Linked DNA regions of Homo sapiens: region 1 is linked to region 2. Evidence: chromatin loops called from intact Hi-C (ENCODE). Cell type or tissue: gastrocnemius medialis. All regions are shown on one strand. Each heading gives the region's core, and the rest is flanking DNA. Links, peaks and the distances in the headings are about the cores only.

Region 1 (10,390 bases), core at 1,270-9,269, 200 kb before region 2:
ACCAGGCTGCCCACCTGTCACCTACAGGGGTGCTGTTTCTTGCTACTCTGATAGCAAGAAAAATAACAAAGGGGGAGCACGATGGCTCCAAGAACTTTTTAGTTAGAGCTACTAGACCTGGGGAGGGAAAAAAAAGAAAATAAGGGGCTCATTAGGCTGGAGCCTCACTAGGGATGTTACAGTGTGGGCTGCAGCCAGGGAGAGGGGGGTGCTGGGTTTGGGGACTGTTTTTGCCCATTTGCTCATGTACAGAGAGACAGCTGCCCCCAAGGAAAGGCAGGGTGGCGGGCGGAAAAGGAACCGTGTACTGCAATTAGGGGATGCTGCTGTTCCCACCCTCTCGGATACAACTCAGTGCACTCAGGAGGCTGCCTGAGAAGTCAGAGACAGGAGAGACAGGCAGTCACAATGGGTTTTGGCTTAGGAAGGGAAGGGCCTGGTTATCACTGTGGGATCCTGCTAACAGCAGCCAACCTTCTGCTCACAAGGAAGAAAGTTTGGTGTTGAGGGGGGTGACAGAAGGCTGAAAGAATGTGAGCAAACATATTGCTGAGCCTGGCCTGATGCACTGTTCTCTCCCAAATTCTCAGGGCCAAAGGATTGCCGCTTAGCAGGTAAAAGCCCCTGCTGCCTTGGTCACATAGAAACGGAAATGCCCGCCAACCGTCTCCCCTATCAATCCTATGCTGGTTTAGGTGAAACAGAAAACAAAAATGAACACAAAATGATTCCCTTCCCCCTCCCCAGTGGCCCTATACTATTTGGCCATAATGGGGTGAAAAGCCTTCGGAGTGGCCAGGCGCGTCCAGACAGAGGGACAACACAAGAGCATTGCCCCTTCTTGCAGGGGGAGAACAGATGGGCTCAGAGCAGCAGCCCAGGGGGAGGGAAGCTTCCCCTAGGGAGGTGCGAGAGTGTCGCTGGAGAGTGCAAGGATGGCTGCAGCAGACAGGCATGGGTGGCGGGGCTGAAGTGTCATGGCTGGGGAAGCCTGAAGGTGGCGAGCCCACAAATGGGCCCCTAACGCTGCAGGGGGTCTACCCAGTTCCACGACACCTCCCTGCTCTGGGCAGGTCCGCTGTTTTCCCATTGGATACGTCTATACTGAGGGCAGGCACCTAACAGTAAGTCTCCAGGGGTGAGGGAAATGGCGCTTGACAGTGTGTGTCACTGCATATGACACCATGGACCCCGGCACACAGGGCACGCCCTTCACTGTGAGAACACGACAACGGCAGCCAGTTCAGGACACCCTGTTATCATGGCAAAGTCACAACCAGATCTTAGGGCCTCAGGCCGTCTCTGTGACACCTGGACACTATGGGACACATCTGGGAAGATGACAATCCAGGAGGCAGTTAGGTGAGAAGCGCTGACCTCACGGCAGTGACAGATGCCTGCTGAAGACCCAGCTGTGTTCCACACAAGAGTTTGGCACAACAGTTTTTCCCAACAGAAAGGCAGGGATGGCTGCTCCACCGCCAGCAAGAGCGAGATGGTCGCCCTCCACCCTTACCTCCTAGTTCCCTGCAACACAGGGCAGAAGAGGAATGGATTCCCACCACTGCAAGTCCTGGTGTGGCCTGGGGCTCTCAATAGCTTAAACACAACAAAGCCTGGAGTTGAGACCTTCTTAGTTCTCCTGGCCAAACCCTGGCCTTCCTCTTCCAGGCGGTTCTTCACCTCTGATCATCTCCGAGGCCCAAGGGCTAGCCAGGGCCAGCCCACCAAGGAGTCCAGGAGTTCCTGCATCTGGTAGGGAGGCGTGGCCCAGAGGCCTCCTTGTGTCCTCACGCCCCGTTCCAGAAGAAACCCCCAGATTCCCTATGGGGAGGCAGGCCTTCTCTAGGGAAGTGAGGTGTCATAAGTAGAACTGAGAAAAGTATAAAGAAGGAAGACAGAGGGAAAGTGAAGGACAAAACCAAAAATAGCTCCCTAACCCCTTATAAAAAGTAAAAGTGAAATTTACACATATGCCTTGCCCACATTGAATTTCTTTAAAGAAATTGGTGCCTGTCCACAGCATTGTGTCCTGCTCTTCTGAAGTCTCAATGGTTTAAATTTAAAAAAAGGAAAGAGGAAAAAAAAAAAAGAAAAGAAAAGGAAAAAAATAAAGCAAAACTAAAAAGAAGCGGGGAAACCCAAACAAAAGCTTCACATTGCCGGATCCAGCTGTCGGGAGATCGCCAACCGGCCAGGCCACCACCTGTACCCTCTGCCGTCCTCTGGAGGAGACGTGGTGAGACTGTGGGTCCCGAGGAATCGACCTGGAAGACAGAAGGCGGGTAAGGAGGGGACATTGGTCAGCAGGCCTGGGCACCAGCCCTCAACCCAGAGGAACACTGAAGCTGTGTGTGCTGGGGGCTGTGGGGCAGAGCTCTAAAGAGATGGGGTAAATCTAGCTTCACAACCTCCCTGGTCTTATTCACACATGCTTATTTTTCAGATAGGGAAACTGAGGCTCAGGTTAAGTAACTTACCCAAGGGCACACTGACTAAGGGGCAGACACTAGCTGGGAACCCAAGCTTGCTGGCTCTAGCTGTCAAACCAATCTTGAACCCTGGCTTCCCCGTACTATTAGGAGCAAGACACCGCAGGGCCCACCCTGGATAGTCTGTCCCCACAGACCTTGCCAGCACTGCTTCCACTCATGCTTTCTTCCCCACTCTCTGTGATTAATTGTGCTGTTTGTTAGAAACGCCACAGCAACCCTCTCTAGGTTCAGTAATCCTGTTTTACAGAAGAGAAGAGTGAAGCTCAGGCCTCTGAGAATCCGAACCAGGCTACCTGCTCAGGTCTTAACATGGGCCAGAATCCCACACCCAGGGGCAGGGCTGGACTGGGCCTGCACTGTCTGCTGCAGTGCACTGTGGGGGTTAAGAACGAGGGCTCTGGAGCCAGAACGGGCAACTGAGTAAACAGGAGCTGCCCCTCGACTGTGGGGGAATTTAAGTCCTCTGTTCCCTGGTCTCATCACCTGTACCTGCGTCACAGGCTATTATGAAGATTAAATGAACGTAAAACCAAGAAGAGTGCCTGATCCTATTAGTGTTGGCTATTATTTGGAAACTGCCTTAGTGCCAGGCCTCAGGAATAAGACAAGAAGCCTGCCCTTCAGTGGCTTATTCTACTGGAGGCCTAGAATACAAGGGCCCACAGAGATTAGTCTTGGGCAGCGCCCACTCTGAGCTATCGGATCAGTGCTAAGTATAGCGCTGTCCTGGGCAGGGCGGGCCATCTAGGGCAACAGTGCTCCAGCCTCGTTGCACATGGAATCATCTAGGAGGTTTTTTGAGACAGGGTCTTGCTCTGTCACCCAGGCTGGAGTACAGTGCCTTGATCACAGCTCACTGCAACCTTGAACTCCTGTGCTCTAGTGATCCTCCCACCTCAGCCTCCTGAGTAGCTGTGACTACAGGGCACATGCCACCACGCCAGGCTAATTTTTATATTTTTAGTAGAGACGACGTTTTGTCATGTTGTCCAGGCTGGTCTTGAACTCCTGGGCTCAAGTGATCCACCTACCTTGGCCCATCTAGGAGTTTTTAAAGTGCCCGAATGACCAAAGCAGACAAGTCTTTCACTGTGCGTGCCTTTCTTTGTCAGGCAGAGCCAGCACCGTGGCTGCCATGACTTGCCACCTGTGCGGGCTGACAACACCAGCTCGTTGTCCTCAGCTCCTGGGAAGGGACCTGGCCAGTCCTCCCAAGAGGCAGCAGGATAGGACAATATTGGATAATTTACTGTCTGTTGGCCTCAGTTTCTCCCTCTGAGCACTGGGGACTCTTGGTTGAGGTCTGGGTGGAATGACTCAGGTTCCTGGCCCACAGCAGGGACAAACATACTCAATGACTCTACCCCTTCCTGGCCAACTGTCCCCAACCAGAGACTATAAACGTGTTAAATCTGAACAGGCCATGGTTCTCAGCCACGCAACCACTGAAAGTGTTTCTGGCTGGTGAGGGTGCCCCGCACACTGCTGGAGGAGGGGATAAGGCTTCTGGAAGGTAGTCTGGCACTGTTTTTAGGGCTTCAAAGGTGTTTAGATTGGTAGCTCCCTGAAATTCTACTCCTGAAAGCCAAGCTTAACAGATAAACCTAAATATGAAAAGAACTTTATGGATAAAGAAGTTCACTGAAATATAACAACTCACAAGTCCAAAAATAAGGATTAAGTAAGCAAATGATCCTTCAACGCACTGATATACTACAGAGGAAATGAGATCATTGCATGACATTTTGAAGATTATGACAAAAGCACTTCCCTGGGGTAGGTGGAAAAGGGTAGGTTACAAAGTTGTGTAGCGCACAGCATGACCATAACTATGTAAAAACACAAACCCCTCAGTGTAGGAAAATCTGACAATAAATACACCAACATGTTGTGCTTGTTGTGACTGGATTTTCCTCTTCCCTCACTTCTGATTTTTAATAATGAACACACACCAATGTTATATTTTAGTTTTTAATAGGAAAAATAGGGTACTTTAATGAACAAGAAAAGCTGGCAGCTCCAATAGAAAGGTCCAGATGTGGGGTCTTGTCTGGACTCTTCCATGCCCAGTGGACAAAGGAGAGCTTCCACACTGCCAAACGGGAGGTTAGACTATGTGACTCCCTGCTCTACTGCCCAGGGAGCGGGTGACCAAGAAAGTGGGTGTGGCTGATCTGGAAAGAAAATACAGGATTTCTCGGGCCCAGTCTTTCACTCTGCTGCTTCTGTTCCTTGGTCTGTTAATTCCCCTCAAAAAAATCCACTTGTGGGTCTTGTATCCCAGTTTTTGACTTGGAAAAAGAAAATCATCATAAACATATTCCCTGATGATTCAGCAGCCATCTCAAACTCTAGCTCTATTTAGCATGCCTATTGCTTTCTCTCCGTGCTTTCCGTAGACACAGCAGATCAACCTGAAGATGGGGGAAGAGGGTATTTAGGGTAGGCCCTCACCATCTGAGACATTAAGACCTTGTGAAATACGATGAGAAATTATACAGCCACATGTGATGTGCTAAAATAATCTTTGGGACCAGTTATGACTTTCCAGCATTCCTTTCCTCCCTCCCTGCGGACAATCTCCTGAAAAGGATGCCCATCAGCAGGAAGGTAGCATGTGGCAGCTGAAAAGCAGTGTTGGCAAGGAGGCAGGTTCAGAAACCAGAGGTTCCTTTTTACATAATAAACTAGCAGAACACAGTGTGACTACAGAAGGTCAGACCAACAGCACAGCACTCTGCAAGAACTCCTGAGACACCAGCTTGTAATGACCGCTGTAATCACTGGGTCCCATGCCAGGAAGTGAAGCTGACATTTCCCAAAGGCTCCTCCCTGCTCCCTCTAGCTCTGGCACTGGCTCTGGCCCTCCTGTTGGAAGCCTCAGAACAGCCTACAGGTCTGAGTCTGGTTCTCTCTTGTGGGCACAAAGAAGGAAAATAAGAGGGCTCTCTACTGGGGAGAGGATCTTGGCTTGGGGTTCTTTTCCCATCTGCCATCACAGAAAGAGCATTTTTCCCAGGGAGCTAACAGCACAGTAAGCTCACCGAAGGTAGTGGAGGCGCTTTCTGTAGCTATGAACAGGAATGGCTCAGACCACATGGTTCTGAGTTTAAGCACAGACCCTCCCAGGTACTTGTGGGCACAATAAAGGGTGTAGGTCTCAGCCCCAGTGGGCCCTTGGGGAGGCCTTAGGCTTGTGGTGCTTCATCCTAGCAGATGCCACATCTCAGCTCCCTGACTGCTCAGGCTGTGCCTGACTGCCTGGCTACCAGCTTCTACCGGGGCTCTTCTCATTCCTCTCTGTGGAACCCCTACCTCTGACCAGAGCCCGCTCCTTGAGGGCAAAAATCACACCTGCTAAGCATAATGAAAAGTGGTGATGTGATAAACCTGCAACTGACATCTGTAGTGCCCTTCCATGATTACTGTGAGGAGGGATTTGGCCAGTTTTCACAAGAAAACAGGCCCAGAGAAATGGAGCAACTTGCCCCACACCAGAGTTGCTGAGCAGTAGAACCAGCACTTAATCCAAAGTTTTCCAGCTTTACTACCCAAAGTCTCTGCACTATGATAGTCTTCAATCAGTGCTTCCAAAGCCGGCTCAGCAATGGTTCCAGTAGCTTGCACCTGAGATGACCTTGGGGGTGGAAGGTGTCAGTGATCTGGGAAAATGTGCTATGAATCCTTACCTTTCTCATTTCAGCTCTTGGACCAAGTTCTCTCAGTGCACCCCACCTTCTTATTTCTCTGTAACTGGCGTAACAGCAATCACTTATTGAGCAGTCTGTCTGTGCAAGTTCTAACTGTGTTATAGGCAACAACCTCGTAAAGCAACACTGCTTTCCAATCACTGTTAAAGGATCGAGTGTTTTACATCCATTGCCTCATTTCACCCCAGCAACCCTAAGAGGTAGGGGTTATCGTCCCCCTCGTCTTAGAGATGAGAAAACTGAAGCTCAGAGAGAACAGCCTCATAGACAGTAAGTGGTAGAGAAAAGGGTTTAACTCAGGGCAGTCTCACTCCAAATCCCCTGCTTTTGACATGTAACGATGCAAAATCCCTTCCTAGAGAAGACAAGAAGAGTCTTAAGTGGAGTTTAAAACCCATCTAATCCCTTCATTTATAAATAGACTCACTCAGAAAAAAGGCTCATGGAAGGCTTACGTGCCTGTGCACAGGTCTAGTGCTCGGGGGACAAAAGGGGACATGGTGCCAACCAGGCAGTGAACGGTCTTCCAGCAAGCTTCTCTGCCAGTCAGGCAGGTGTCTGGTCTGTTTAAGAAGACTGAGAAACTGAACTACTTTCATGAAGGCCATTAGCAGCTTGGAGAACAGAAGCCTGGGAGATATGAGGGGAACATGCACAGCAGGATGGGGCTGGAGACAAGGATGGCTCACGTGTTCACCTCCTTCCCCTACTCCTCAGCCTGCAGGCACAGAATACCTTGGTGATTATCCCTTACTCTAAAAGGATGGCCTTCCTACTTTATTAGTGTCAAAATGTCATTACCTTTTGCTTTCTTTTCTAAGACACAGGGTCTCACTCTGTCACCCAAGCTGGAGTACAGTGGCACAACCATAGCTCACTGCAGCATTAAATTCCTGGGCTCAACAACCCTCCTGCCTCAGCCTCCTGAGCAGCTGGGATTATAGGTACATGCCACTACACCTGGCTAGATTTAATTTTTATTTTTGTAGGGACGGGGTCTCATTATGTGGCCCAGGCTGGTCTCAAACTCCTGGCTTCGCTCATGCAATCCTCCTGCCTTGGTCTCCCAAAGTGCTGGGATTATTACAGGCATGAGCTACCATGCCTGGCCTAAAACATCATTTCTTTGATGAAATGATGATGAAAGTAAGTAGGAATGGTTTTAAAAATTGCTTCCCTCCTGGACCTGCCTCCCCAGTTTTTAAAATTGCACCATCTTAGGAAATGTGGAAGTCTGGTAACCACGAGGTTTATCGTCACTCCAGTGCTCCCTCAGGGAAGAACACAGGCTCTATGGCAGACAGTCCTGGTTCAAATGCAAGCTCTGCCATTTACTAGCTACTTCCATGATCTCCTTCTCCTAAACTAGAAAATGGGCATGGAACTCTTTCCTCTTCAGGGGCCTGCTGTGAAGAGTGAAGAATTCTTCAAGTAAATTGCCTGTCATGGCACCTGACCCAGGGTGGGGCATTCAGTAAGATCGATCTTGCTGTCATTCATGTTAATGGTCATTTTGGTTCTTAGGGTATCACAGACTGGGACTTCAAACCCAAAGCCCAATTTTCTCTTTCTATCCTGACTCTCAGATTTAGTTAATAGAAAAGAAAGTCATCCCATTGGCATACTCATAGACTAAGGTACAGTATAAACTCAAAGTGGGGTATTATTGGGTGGCTAGCCAAGAATTCACTCCTACCTAAATTCACCCGCAGTCCTGTGTAGTGGCATTATCACTGTAGCTAATGATACCTATGACATGCTAGCTGCCGTGCAAACTGAATATGCAACACCTCATTTGTCCAAAGGACCATGTAAGAATTATCCTCATTTTACAGATGAGCAAACTGAGGCTCAGGTTATTAATTTTCAGCATATCGTGCTGTGGAGCAAGCAGGCCTCACAAGTGCACAGAGGCAAAGTCATCTGTCAGGGTCACAGACGGCAGTCCTCTCCTTCCTCTAAGTGGGGTTAGTCATTCTTCACTTGTTTAATACACCAAAGCATCTGGCTTTTCACATTCAGACATCAACATGCCAGCCCTGGGGGTTCGGTGGCCCCAGCACGAATGTCTCCTCCAATCACTCAGAGGCACCAAGGCCAGGGAGTCACGCTTCCTGATGCATCATTCCTCTAAGGCTGCACTCCCAACTGTGGTGCTTAAAGTAGGGCAAAAACAGGGATGACTGTGCTGTGAACGTGCCTGTTGTCAGGGTCGAAGGAATGGGAGTACTGACAAATGGGATAACACTGTTTTCAGTCTTCGGGTATACAGAACGGGCAAAATGTTAGGAAAAAGAGGAGCAAGAGGGCAGAGATTATACAACATATACAACAGGAGCTTCGCAGTGCTCCATGACAACCCAGAAGACCACAGGTCCACGCCTTACGACATCTGAGCCCTGACCAGGAGACCAAACCAAGGCAGCTCACCCACAGGCAGATATCCAGGGGCAGGCCCCAAATGCAGAGGAGCGTGGCTTGGAGGTGGTGTTCTCTCAAGGCATGGGCTTTGGAGTAGGAAGATCCAAAATTTACATCCCAGCTGACCTTCACCAAGTCAGGGTCCCCCGAGCCTCAGTTTGCTCAGCCTAAAATGAGGAAATGTCTACTTTGCCGGGTACAAAGACCAGTGATAGTACACATAGCAGGTGGAGTGAGGTGCACAGGAGGTACTTTAATAAGCTACAACAGTGGCTGCAAATCACATCCAAAAAAACACAAAACCAAACCCATAAAACCTCACTGCAGTCACTTGCCAGGGCAAAAATTCCAGAAAAGATGCCTTGGCCTCAAGTTGATCTTCTCTTGAGGTGACAGCCTCCCTCCTGCTTTGGGTCTTCAGCTCCTGCTGATCTGGCTACCCCAACTCCCACCCCCTATCTGTCACTCAGATCGCATTCACCCTTTGGGTTCCCATCCACACGCCTTCCCCAGGAAACACTCCCAGAGGGCCCAGTCTCTATGGGAACTCTTCTGTCCCCCTGCCCAGTGAAAAGGCATGGACGACCTCAGATCCCACTAGCCTTGTCGTGTGCTCCAACCTTACCATCTTAGACCCTGAGCTTCCTGCAGGACAGAGAGAGTCTGCTGCTTTTCTTAAGCCTCTCAGGTGACCAAGCAGCAGTGCTGGGTTTTTAGGAAGAGCTCAAATACCAGGTGATAGCTAGAAACTGGGAATTAGTACATAGCAATAAAACTTCACAGAATCATTCATTCCACATGATAGGGTTTTAACATAAACACATGATTATAAAAAAATCTCTGCCTTTGGTTGAGTTCCTGCATCACTGCCAAGTGCTCTGCACACGTTCCCACTGAAAATCCCGGCAAGCCAGGTGTGGACAGTGATGCTCAGAGAGCTGGGCCACTTCTCCAAACTCCAGCAGCTGGTAAGGGACAGAGCTGGGACCGTGTCCAAGTCGGAAGCCCATGCTATTTTTCTACCATGCTACAGGGTGCTGCTCCCCTCTCTCACACCTTCAGAGCTGGGTGAGAGAAATGAGGCATGCAGGGATTACAGATTTTCCTGACATTACATAGCCTATCAGTTACACAACCAGGGGGCTCCTGTCTCGATTTCAGCTCTCTCTGCTACTATTCCCCTTACTGACTTCTCAACAGGAGGCCTTCTTTCAAGGGGAAGAAGACGGCCAACTTTGGCAAATACATCTGTTTCACGTGGAGGGGTTCCTTGAAATCCAAGTGTGGCTATTTGGAGCAGGCCCGGCCTCAGAATGTGTCCCCTGAGTCTAAGTTAGGTATGGTAAGAGGTTAATGAAAAGAGTAGACTTATGACTGGAGCACTATGGTTTAGTCTGAAAGTATGGACTTCCCAAGATGGCTTTTTTTTCTGAGATAGGGCCTTGCTCTGTCAGGCTGGAGTGCAAAGGCATGATCCTGGCTCACTGCAGCCTTGACTTCCCTGGCTTAAGTGATCCTTCCGCCTCAGTTTCCTGAGTAGGGACCACAGGTGCATGCCACTGTGCCCAGCTAATTAGTCTTATTAGTCTTGCTGTCGCCCAAGCTGGAGCGCAGCAGTGCAATCTCGGCTCACTGCAACCTCCACCTCCTGGGTTCAAGTGATTCTCCTGAGTAGCTGGGAAGACAGGCGCGCACCACCACGCCCGGCTAATTTTTGTATTTTTAGTAGAGACAGGGTTTCGCCATGTTGGCCAAGCTGGTCTT
Region 2 (10,390 bases), core at 1,398-9,397:
ATGTGTCTGTCCGCCACCCCTGCCCATGTCACTGCCACAGTGACCTGCAGGAGAATCCGCCGCCTTCCCTCTGAGAGGCTTTGTAACCATGGTTACAAAGGAAGGGCCCTGGGGAGTATGGAATCTGCACCTCATTTCTGCCCTGGTCTGTAACTTTGGGTAAGTTACTGATAGTAGTCAACTTCTCCATACCTTGGTGTCCTCACACATTAAATGTATACAAAAACTCACACCTCCCTTAGAGAGCTGCGGAGAAGATCCAATGGGAATGAGCCCAGCCTGGCAGCTGACATTTCCTAAGCAGTCAATTAATAATAGTTACTAGCAGTGTCAAAGAGTTGCTATCCATTTATTTTGCTGTAAAAAAAAAGTCACTTGTTTTAAAAGACAAGATAGGCTGGGTACGGTGACTCACGCCTGTAATCCCAGCACTTTGGGACACCAAGGTGGGTGGATCACCTGAGGTCAGGAGTTCGAGACCAGCCTGGCCAACATGGCGAAACCCTGTCTCTACTAAAAATACAAAGATTAGCCAGGTGTGCTGGTGTGTGCCTGTGATCCCAGCTACTTAGGAGGCTGAGGTGGGAGAATTGCTTGATCTGGGGAGGCAGAGGTTGCTGTGAGCCAAGATCATGCCACTGGACTCCAGCCTGGGCGACAGAGTGAGACTCTGTCTCAAAAAAACAAAACAAAAACAAAAGACAAGATATTAAGAGGCAGTATGTTTCAAAATCCTCTCTTGATTAAGTAACTCACCAGGTAAGTCTTGGAAAGATAACATAAACCACCTTCAAAAGCATCTCCAAATGCCAAAGTGAAAATCAGATACCGCGTACAAGAGAGCTACGAATCTCTGAAATCTTAGCGATTCTTCCCCCAAATAAATGGAACAGAGAAGCGCTAAGTAATGGGAAAATAACAAAATTCTGCTTCAGCACTGTTACAGATGCAGTGACTGCTGATTAAAAGAAAATACTTCCTTTAAAAAGGCCACTTATGAAAAGGAAACTCTGGTAGCAAAAGCTGGCATGGAATGGGGGTCAGGCAGCAGGTGGTGGCCACAACCAGGGGGCATTGATCACATGTGAGATGGGGAAGGCCAGTGGGCCTCCAGGAGGGCTGAAGGGCAGAGGACCCAGAGGACAGTGGCTCCCTTCCTTCCCGCTGCTCAGAGAGTGGTGGGGAGAAGGGTTTCCTGTAACCTCAGGGCCTGTTTTCACTGCTTGTTTTCATGGCCATTCAATGCTCTGGCTTGTTTTCAGGCCTGAAGAGGGAAAAAAAAATAAAAGTCAATTCCTTGTATTTGGAAGAATAGGGGTAAACTGGCCCTCTTCAGGGTGTTGGAAGCCTCTCTCTGCCTCCTGCTGGAAAAAGAGGCCCCTGGGCAGTCTTTTTAGCCACTTAGCCTGGTTCTGAGGTTTTCTTCTTAACAACTTATAATTCCAGATTGCAGCAAGAAATACAAATGCATTGGAGACCGGGTCTGTGCCAGAGGTGGAGGGGTTGGGCAGAGTGTTCCCAGGAGCACAGCAGGAGGAGAAAGTTCCAGGGTAGAAACTGGAACTCCTGCATGTTGGACACAAGTGGAATGGAGGCAATGTGGCCATCTGGATATGATTAAAAAAAAAAAAAGTTCACCCCTTTGATCCAAGCATCTCATATCTGGGGCTATCTATGCAATAATGTTTAAGACAAAATTGTTTGCAAGTAGGGAAAAAATAGAAACAGTCCAGCTCTCCATCAATAGGGAATTCATTAATTAAATTATTATGTTGACATCTGTCAGTGGCAACTTGTTTCTTTTTTTCCTTCAACTCTGTCTTCCCCATCAGCTGGTCCCGTGGGCTCTGCCACTGAGGCATGTTCCAGGCTGGAGGCTGCATCCCTAGTCCCTGCCACCATCGCCTCTTGCCCGTGCCTCTGAATCCTGTAGCCTGACAAACTTCCTGGTTCCTCCATTGGTGCCTCTCCAATCTGTTCCTACACAGCTGCAGGACCCCCGGGTTCAGGGACTTCACATGTCTCTCAGGCTAAAATCCACAGGCGCTGTCTCACTGGGCCCTGGCCTGACTCTCCAACCTGGTTTCAAAAATGCTCATTCTTTACCTCCAGTTGAATCACACTTGAGCTTAGTGCAGCCTCCCAGCCTTTGCCCTGGCTGCTTCCTCTGCCTGGACTGCTCCATTCTCCTTCCTTCTCTTCCTTCCGGTGGCAGTAAAATGCCATATCCCTGGGGACTTCACGCACTGTCTGTAAATTGTTTTCCCTCTCCCAACCAGCGTCTCTCTAACACTTTGTCCATCTTTTCTTTTTACTTTTTTCTTTTTTCTTTTTTTTTTTTTGTTTTTTGAGACAGAGTCTCACTCTGTCACCCAGGCTGGAGTGTGGTGGTGAGATCTCGGCTCACTGCAAACTCTGCCTCCCAGATTTAAATAATCCTGGTGCCTCAGCCTCCAGAATAGATGGGATTACAGGCATGCACCACCACATAGAGCATTTTTGTTTTGTTTTGTTTTTTTGTATTTTTAGTACAGATGGATTTTCTCTACTAAAACCCTAGGCTGGTCTTGAATGCCTGGCCTCAAATGATCTGCCCGCCTCGGCCTCCCAAAGTCCTAGGATTTCAGGCATGAGCCACAGAGCCTGGCCCCATCTTATTTTCTTCATAGCACTCAGTATAAGGTGAAATGCTCTCAACTATTTATTCATGCATTTGTCAATTATCCCTCCCATGAGAACTCAGAGCAAGGACTGAGTGTGTTGTATGCCCTTGCCTGGTGTACAGGAGCTGCCCGCTCTACACATGTTTGGTGAATGAATGAATGAATGAATGAATGAATACAAGAATGTTATGAAGCTGCTTGAAAGAATGAGGTAGACCTGTATGTCTTACTTGGAAAGGTGCCTTAAATGTATACATGTAAATCCACTTATGAAAAACCAGAAATTAATCAAGTCTATGGAATTAGAAGAGTGACTAGTTTTTGAGGGCTCACTATCATCTGGGCACAGTTTTAACCACTTTTACATTTATTGTCTTGTCTCATTTGGTCCTCACAGTAACCTTCTGGGATAGGTACAGTTTTTGGCACCATTCTACAGAGGAGGACGCTGACACAGAGAGGTTAAGAAACTTGCTTAAGGTCACGCAGTCAGGAAATGGGGGAGCCAGGAAATGAATGTATAGGGTCTGACCTCTGAAAGAACATTCACTAAATGGTGTAGAGTGTTTATTTCGGGATGGACAGGGGCTGAGGTGAGATTCTGGAGGCCGTGGGGTATTAGGGGAGAGGTCCAGACGCCAATTCTATTCCTGCAGTACTGTGTGATCTTGGGCAAGTCATCTGCTTCTCTGTGCTTACCTGGGAACCAGAGGCGATGGTGCAGGGCTACCGAGAGAAGTAAATAGGATAACGTACCCACAGCGCCCAGCTCGAGGCCCTCCATCAGCCGACGATGGGAATGTTTGGTGGAGTAAGTCTGCCCTTCAAGGCCTGAAAGCCCCGTCCCGGTTCCCTGCGCCAGGGCCGCACAGGGGTGGGGAGAGGGCCGCAGGGCCTGGTTGCTTGGCTTGAGGCAGGGTCCTCCCTCAGGGCCTCGGCTCTCCCAGCTGTCGGCCGCGCTGCAGCTTCCCCTGCTCTGGACCGCGACTGCCTGGGCTGGGCGGCCGCACCACGGAATGCGCAGGGGTCATTTTTGGAAGAGCTCAGCTCCAGGCGCAAGGTGCCAAGAGCAGGGCGGATGACTTCAAAGGGCCTTTGCAGCACGTCCTGAAAGATGAGCCCTTGCAGCTCTCCCTGCCCCCGCAGAACACACAGCTTGAAAGGGAAATCGAGCTCGGAGCAGGTGGCTCAGGAATTTGGTGCACGCTGGGGAGGCAGCTCATTTGGGCACAAATACGCGAGGAGGGCGTGGCCTCCTTACACTCCCGGTTAGTATTGCGCGTTTGGGTCCGGGGTAAGCTCGCCTTCTGAGCTTTCATCGCTGGCCGCATTTCGCATTTATTTTTCTGTTTATTTCATGATCCCTTTCTTCCCCGACGAGGGCCTGGGATTTGTCTGTTGCTCTCTGTGTCTACAGTTCGACCTGCAGCGGAGGATGAGTAAATGTTTCCCTAGTGAATGAATGCGTTTTCCTCTTCCACCGGTTTCATCACGTTGGAAAGGCACCGGGGTTTAATCCTGCCTCTAGTAATAACCAGTTGGGTAATCTTGGACTTCGCTGTTCAGCTATAGGCTTAAAATCTGCCTCCATTTGAACCCAGGCCCTGCCTCTTACTAGCTGCGTCACTTTAGAAAGTTGCCAAACTTCTCTGTGTTTCAATTTCCTCATTTGGGCAACGGGGTACTGAGTGCCTATGTCACAGATTGGAGTGAGGGATAAAGGGCTTAACACATACGAAGCGCGACTAGGACGGCACATAGTAAGGTCTAGATAAATATTAACTCGTATTATTTTATTATTATTTTAAAATCAACTTTATTAAAGTATTAACTTACAAACAATAAAATGCACTCATTTTAAAGTATACAGTTTGATGAGTTTTGACTGATATGTACACCCATGTAAGCACCACCTCAATCAAGATAAGCATTTCCAGGTCCCCGAAAGTTCCCTTTGTCCCTTTTAGTCAAGTGCTTCCCTCGCCCTAGCACCTGACTGATGAGTTTTGCCGGTTCTCGAACTTTCCATGAGTCTGGGAATGGTGGTTCACGCCTCTAATCCCAGCACTTTGGGAGACTGAAGCAGGAGGATCACTTGAGCCCAGGAATTTGAGACCAGCCTGGGCAACGTAGGGAGACCCAGTCTCTACAAAAATTTTTTTAAAAAATTAGCTGGGCTGGTTGGCATGCACCTGTAGTTCCAGCTACTTGCAGGCTGAGGCAGGAAGATCACTTGAGCCCAGGAGTTTGAGACCAGCCTGGGCCACATAGGGAAACCCTGTCTCTACAAAAAAAATTTAAAAAAAATTAACCAGGCATAATGCATTGCACTAACACTTATTCCACACTCAAGAAACGCTCTCTCCTACCTCCTCTCCCTTCTTCCCGTTAAAGGGGTCCTTCCAAGGGTATCGGGAGGCAGGAATCTAAAGGTCAAGGGCACTGTGGAGTTGATGGGGGAGAAACCACTGTGTTTATAAAGCAGGTTGTTATTTTTTCATTCTTTGCCTTGTGTCCTTTCCCCTACTTCCCTCTTTTGAGGATAATTAAAATGCAAGCTGGCACTCCCTTGGAGGAGACAGCTGAAGATTTAATTGCCCCAAGAAAAATTTTCCAGCAAAAGGTCCTGTGGTAATGGCAGCTCTCGGCCGGGCTGCCCGAGTGCCTTTGCATCTGGCACAAAACATTAGCGATAATGCATTAATCTGCATGTGCACAGGGTCCATTTACTGGCATGGGGGGGAGCCATGGCAGAATCAAGCCGACAGCCTTAGTCAGGCTGCAGCCTTCTTGCCATTAAACTCTCACCCGGCCTCATTCTGGAGACAGGTCTGTGGCCCAGATCCATGCGACCGGCTGCCGCACCAGCTGACCTTGCCCAGAGAGGGCCTGCGGGGGCAGAAGGCCCAGGTTGGTGGGAACGGCACCTTCTACCATGAGGGCTTGGCCTGTTGTCATTGAAGCAGAGCCAGGAGGACAAGTCTGTTGAGAGGCTGAGCCCCGCCAGCTCCCAAAGTTGAGCCATTGACCAGCCACGCTAGGGTTGTGCAATTTGAGAGTAGACAAATTTTTGCAATCTTTTATCCTGTTTTCTAAGTATAGCCCCAGTTTCTCTAGAAGAGGAACCAAAGGCTCAGACAAAGGTCATTGGCTCCTTGCCTGTTGGGGATCATGCGTCATTTTTTTAAAAAAGTGATTGCCCTGAACCCAGGATCATGATGAAAGGCAGAGAAACTCAGTGGGAAAAGTCAGATGTACTGAGGTTTGCTTCTAGTTCCAAACCTGCCAGCCAGGGACTCTCAGTTCTCCTAAAATGCCAAGCAGACTCCGACTTTTATGCTCTTCCTTCTCCCCCTTTGCTCTCTTCCCTCCCTCTCCCCCTTCCTTTCTTCCTTCCCACCCATCCACCCATCCGTGCTCTCCTGCATCAATCCAGCCATCCATTCAGCCTCCCTTCTTCCATCCATCTATCCTCTCATCCTCCTTCTCATCACTCCGTCCATCCTCCCATCCCTCTAATATTTGCTGGGTGCCTCCTATGGGCTTAGCATAGGAGTTACACTGATGAGTGAATCAACACCCTCCTTGCCCTGAGGCAGCAACTGGGGCAGTAGAGGAGAGGATGGTAATCATGTAATCACAGTGCCAATGTATAATTACAAATTGAGATGAGGGCTACAAAGAAGGGCTGGACATGGTTACTATGGAAGTGTTTGACAAGGGAACTTAGCCCAGCCTCTGGATTGGAGGACAAGCAGGAAAGATCCAGGGAGTGTTGCAGGCAGAGGGAGTAGCTCATGCCGGGGTCCTGTGGTTCATTTTAGAAACTGGCAGGAGGCTGGTGTTGCCAGTGCAGGGAGTGATGGAGAGAGTGGTGTGAATCGGGCTGCAGAGCTCAGTAGGGGCCAGTGCACACAGGGACGGCTGGCCTCTGCCAGGCACTGGCTCCTTGGAACTCCTTTGCACTGGCTCTTTTGCACTTACCTGGCTTCTTGTTACTTATTTTTTAGATCTCAGTTCAGGGATTTCCTCTTCAAGAAGTCTTTTTCTGCCCTGTGCAGGCTGAATGAAGCCAGTATACTTTCCTTTAATAAGACAAAGTATCTCAAATTTGGAAATAAGGCAAAAGAAGGCAGTGCTTCATCTCGTTGCCATACTGGGGCACGGTTTAAAAGCCCCACTGAAGGATTAGTTAGTTCTGTAGAAGAATATACCTGAGTTTGTCTTTCCTATTTGATTAAGGCCCAGATTGGGGCTAATTTGTAGACTTTTGTCTGGTGGGTGCAAATGGCTTCTGTCTGGCAGAAAAAAAATATCTCCAAAGATATGGCCTTATTGCCTTGTGGGACATTAACCGGATTGATCTCTAACTTGAAAATGTTATTCTCACCTTCCTTTTTCAAAGCCTCTAAGTGCCCATTTACTCTTGGAACCAGCTCTTGCCCCACTGCTGGCTCACTCATTAGTGTGTTAATTCTGCACTTGTACGTCATGTTTGTCACGCCCTTCTCAGCAGCGCTCATCCCTGCACTGGGATTGCCAGTGGCTCTGGTTCCCTCATATATGAGCTCATATGGGTGTGGTCCATTTTTTGTCCACATTGTGTCCTCAGAACTTTGCACAGGGCCAGGTTCCAGTAGGAGCTTGAGAAATAATTACTAGTTGAAAGATCTTGAACTTATTACCTCTCCACCTCTCTGAGCCTCAATTTTCTTCCCTGTGAAATTGACATTCCATTTGTAAAGAATGTGAAGGTTCCATGAAGTAAAGAATTCGAGTGTCCAGAGTCCAGCGTGGCACATGGTAGGCTTTAGTCTCCCTTATCCTAGGGGCTGAATCCCAAAGGTAGAGCGTGAAGTTCTGGTTTGGGAGCTCATGTCTGGTCAAGAGGACACCAAGTCACTGGAGGAATGACTCATGGTGGGGCTAGGGAAGTCAAAGGAGTTGCTATATAGTATTTCTTGGGAGAGGAAAATCAACCTGGCCAAGGAGTCCAGCAGGGGCTGGGGAGGAGCAGGAAATGTTCTTAAACAGGTCAGGTGGTGGTATAAGGCAGAGGACTCCGAAAACCAAGCTGGGGTGTTGCACCCCATACCCGAAAGGTTGGTAAGAGAGACCTATCTCAGGCTAATGAGAAAGAGAGGGACTTGATAAAATTATTCGTCAGAAGACCCACCATTGCAGCGATGCTCTAATAACCTGGCCTGATATGTGAGTGTGTGGGTGTGAATGTGTGTGTGTTTCTGTGCATATGTCGACTGCTGTCTGCACCACACTGCTGCAAAGAGTCTTAAATCTACTTTCTCATCGAACTCTCGCAAGAACCCCCGGAGGTGAAGGCTGCTACTATCCCTGTTTCACAGGTGACAAAGCAGAGGCCCAGTGGTGAATCTCTTTGCCCAAGGTCACAGGGCAAGGACTCTGGGGTGCAGTTGTATCCGATTCCAATGGGTGGAGGAGGAGGAAAAGTGATGGAAGGAATCTCAGGAGATGAAGTGATAACAGATAATGGCTTATGCTTGTAGCCATCCTTAATCTTTGTGCTGTTTAGCATCTTTCACTGTTTTCTGTGCTGTTTTGATCACGGGGATGTTCATCTTTCCAATGAACTCAGCGACACTCCTTGGGCCCCTCACTGGGGCCAGGCCCTGGGCTGGGTTCAGCTACCGAAGATAAGGTGTTGACACTAACTTTAAAAAATAGATTGGCCGGGGGTGGGGAGGGGCAGGCATCAAAGGTTGAGGGGGACAGGGCTGGGCATCTATCTTTTAAAAAATTCAAGGCATAACTTATATACAGGGAAATGCACCCATCTTAAATGTGCAGCTGGAAAGGTTTTTACATATGCAACCTCCCAGATAACCACGACTCAGGAAGACGTAGAGCATGTGCCACCCCAGGCTTCTCCTGGTCCTCCCTCCAAGGGCAGCCACTCTTCTGATCTCTGTTGCCAAGGTTTTGCCTGTTTTTGAACATCAGGAGCACGTCTTCTTAAAAAGCATCTTCAATGTCATAATCTTGTATTCAGAAAAGAAACCAAGAGCCTGGTCAGGCACAGTGAAGAGGGTGGTGAAGCGGGGTGGTGTCGGGGATCCCAGCAGTGGCAGGCTCAAGGGTGCCTCGGCTGGCTGGTGAGCAGCCAGGCAGCCATATCACCCTGATGTTCTGACACTTTGGTGGTGAGATGTGGTGTTTCTGGCTACTGACAGTGTCCAGTGTATCCTGAACATTATCTATGCCCCCCACTTTCTCACTATCAGCCCCAGCCCCCATCATATGCCCATTCAGTGCTGGACTAGACCATACCCACAGTGGCGTCACTTCCCGGATGGCGACCTTGGAGCAAAATGCTTAATCTCTCTGTGTTTCCATTTCTTTATTAAGTGGGGGATAATCATAGTACCTAACTCATAGGTTTGTTAAGAGAATAAAGTGAATTAATTTTAATAAATACTTGTCCAGAGTTTAGGAGAGTGTCTAATATGTAGTATGTGTTTATGCCAAAATTAAATAAACCTTCGTCAAAACTTGGCTGTTGGAAATGTGCTAGAAGACACATGGGCTTTTACAGTTGGGCATTCAAATCTTGGGGTTGGGGGCCAGTGGAGATTTTCCTGATTATCACGTAAAATGGGCAGGGGCTTCAGGTGGAAGGCAGAGGACTCTGGCCTGGTCCTCATGGAGGAAGGGAGTCTTAGCATTCTCCTTTGCACCAGGAGGAACCCCAAGGAGGTGTCCGATAAATGCCAAATGCTTGACTGATTTCCTGGAGGGCTGGAAAAGGGCCACTTAGCTCCCATCAACTTTCATTTCGCCTGCCAGCCTCCAGCCCTGGAGATTTGGCCGTGGAGAAGCAAGGCCCAGGTGCTGCATGAAATACACCCACCAAGTCTCCTTGTCTGGACACGCAGTCCATCATCCCCCACCTTCCCAGAGAATGGAAGGCATTTCCCCACCCACTCGGCCTGGATTCATGCCTTGAACACCCCATTCCTGCAAGCAGTGCACATATTTCATGGGTTGCTCCCGGAGGGAGGCGGAGAGCTGAACTCAGGCCACGGGCCAGGAAACTGCTGAGCTGTCTGTTACAGCCAAGGTCCTGGCCTGAGAGGAGGGTGACCTCTCTGAGCCCCGCAGAAGGCTCCTTGGTTCAGGTGGTCTCTGATCACATGGACCAGGCCAAGGGTGTAGGGATGATCCCCAGTGGGCTTGTGGATCTGAGTTCAAGTCTCAACTTGACTAAAGACTCTGCGTGAGATTGGTCATGTCACATGCACTTCCAGAACCTCATCTTTCCTTCTTTGCAAAATGGGCACAACCACAGCGATCTGATAGTCATGAGAATTAAATGAGGCAGTAAGTACAGTGTGGGGGAGAAGAGTCAGATTCCCTGGCTTCAAACTGCTCTGCCATGGGACATTGGAGAAATGACTTCTCCGTGTCTCAGTTTCCTTATCTGCAAAGCACAGAGAACAAGAGTTCCTCCCTCATGTAGCTGGGAGAAGGAAATGAGTTCTAACTGTGAAGCACGCGGCAGCACACTTGGCATAGCTGTTATTAGCTATCATGGTGGTTAATTTTGCAGTCAGTGGTCCATACATGACGTATTGATTATTAACCCAGTGGCTAAGCATCAGGCACTACAGTTATCCAGTTGGAACTGGAGGCTCAGTAACATCACTCATTAGCTGTGTGAACCTGTGTAAGTTGCACCCTCTCTCTGTGTC

The links. Peaks named below come from ENCODE experiments on the same cell type or tissue, not always from the same donor. Only the 100,000 strongest peaks of a DNase experiment are listed, where the experiment ranks them.
Region 1: it touches region 2 in a loop (2.1-fold over the local background); 2 of 110 quality-filtered maps call a loop at or near these places.

Annotation. Positions count from the first base shown.
Region 1 is chr20:2,135,661-2,146,050 of GRCh38, reverse strand. STK35 (serine/threonine kinase 35) reads right to left here. Exons shown (of 4, transcript NM_080836.4): 4 at 1-2,267. It overlaps LOC124900458 (a long non-coding RNA gene), which reads right to left. Exons shown (of 2, transcript XR_007067499.1): 2 at 4,453-10,390. Among named protein-coding and RNA genes, the nearest start is that of STK35, 39 kb to the right of the region's middle. RefSeq lists an enhancer at 1-354. In gastrocnemius medialis, for the core only: no CTCF peak of the experiment used is centred there; a DNase peak (open chromatin) is centred at 5,280; H3K27ac peaks cover 4,214 bases.
Region 2 is chr20:1,940,681-1,951,070 of GRCh38, reverse strand. PDYN-AS1 (PDYN antisense RNA 1) reads right to left here and starts at 3,861. Exons shown (of 4, transcript NR_134520.1): 1 at 3,420-3,861. RefSeq lists silencers at 1-228, 3,574-3,868 and enhancers at 3,015-3,562, 4,996-5,542, 10,381-10,390. In gastrocnemius medialis, for the core only: no CTCF peak of the experiment used is centred there; DNase peaks (open chromatin) are centred at 3,830, 4,160, 5,630, 7,210 and 4 weaker places; H3K4me3 peaks cover 858 bases; H3K27ac peaks cover 3,346 bases.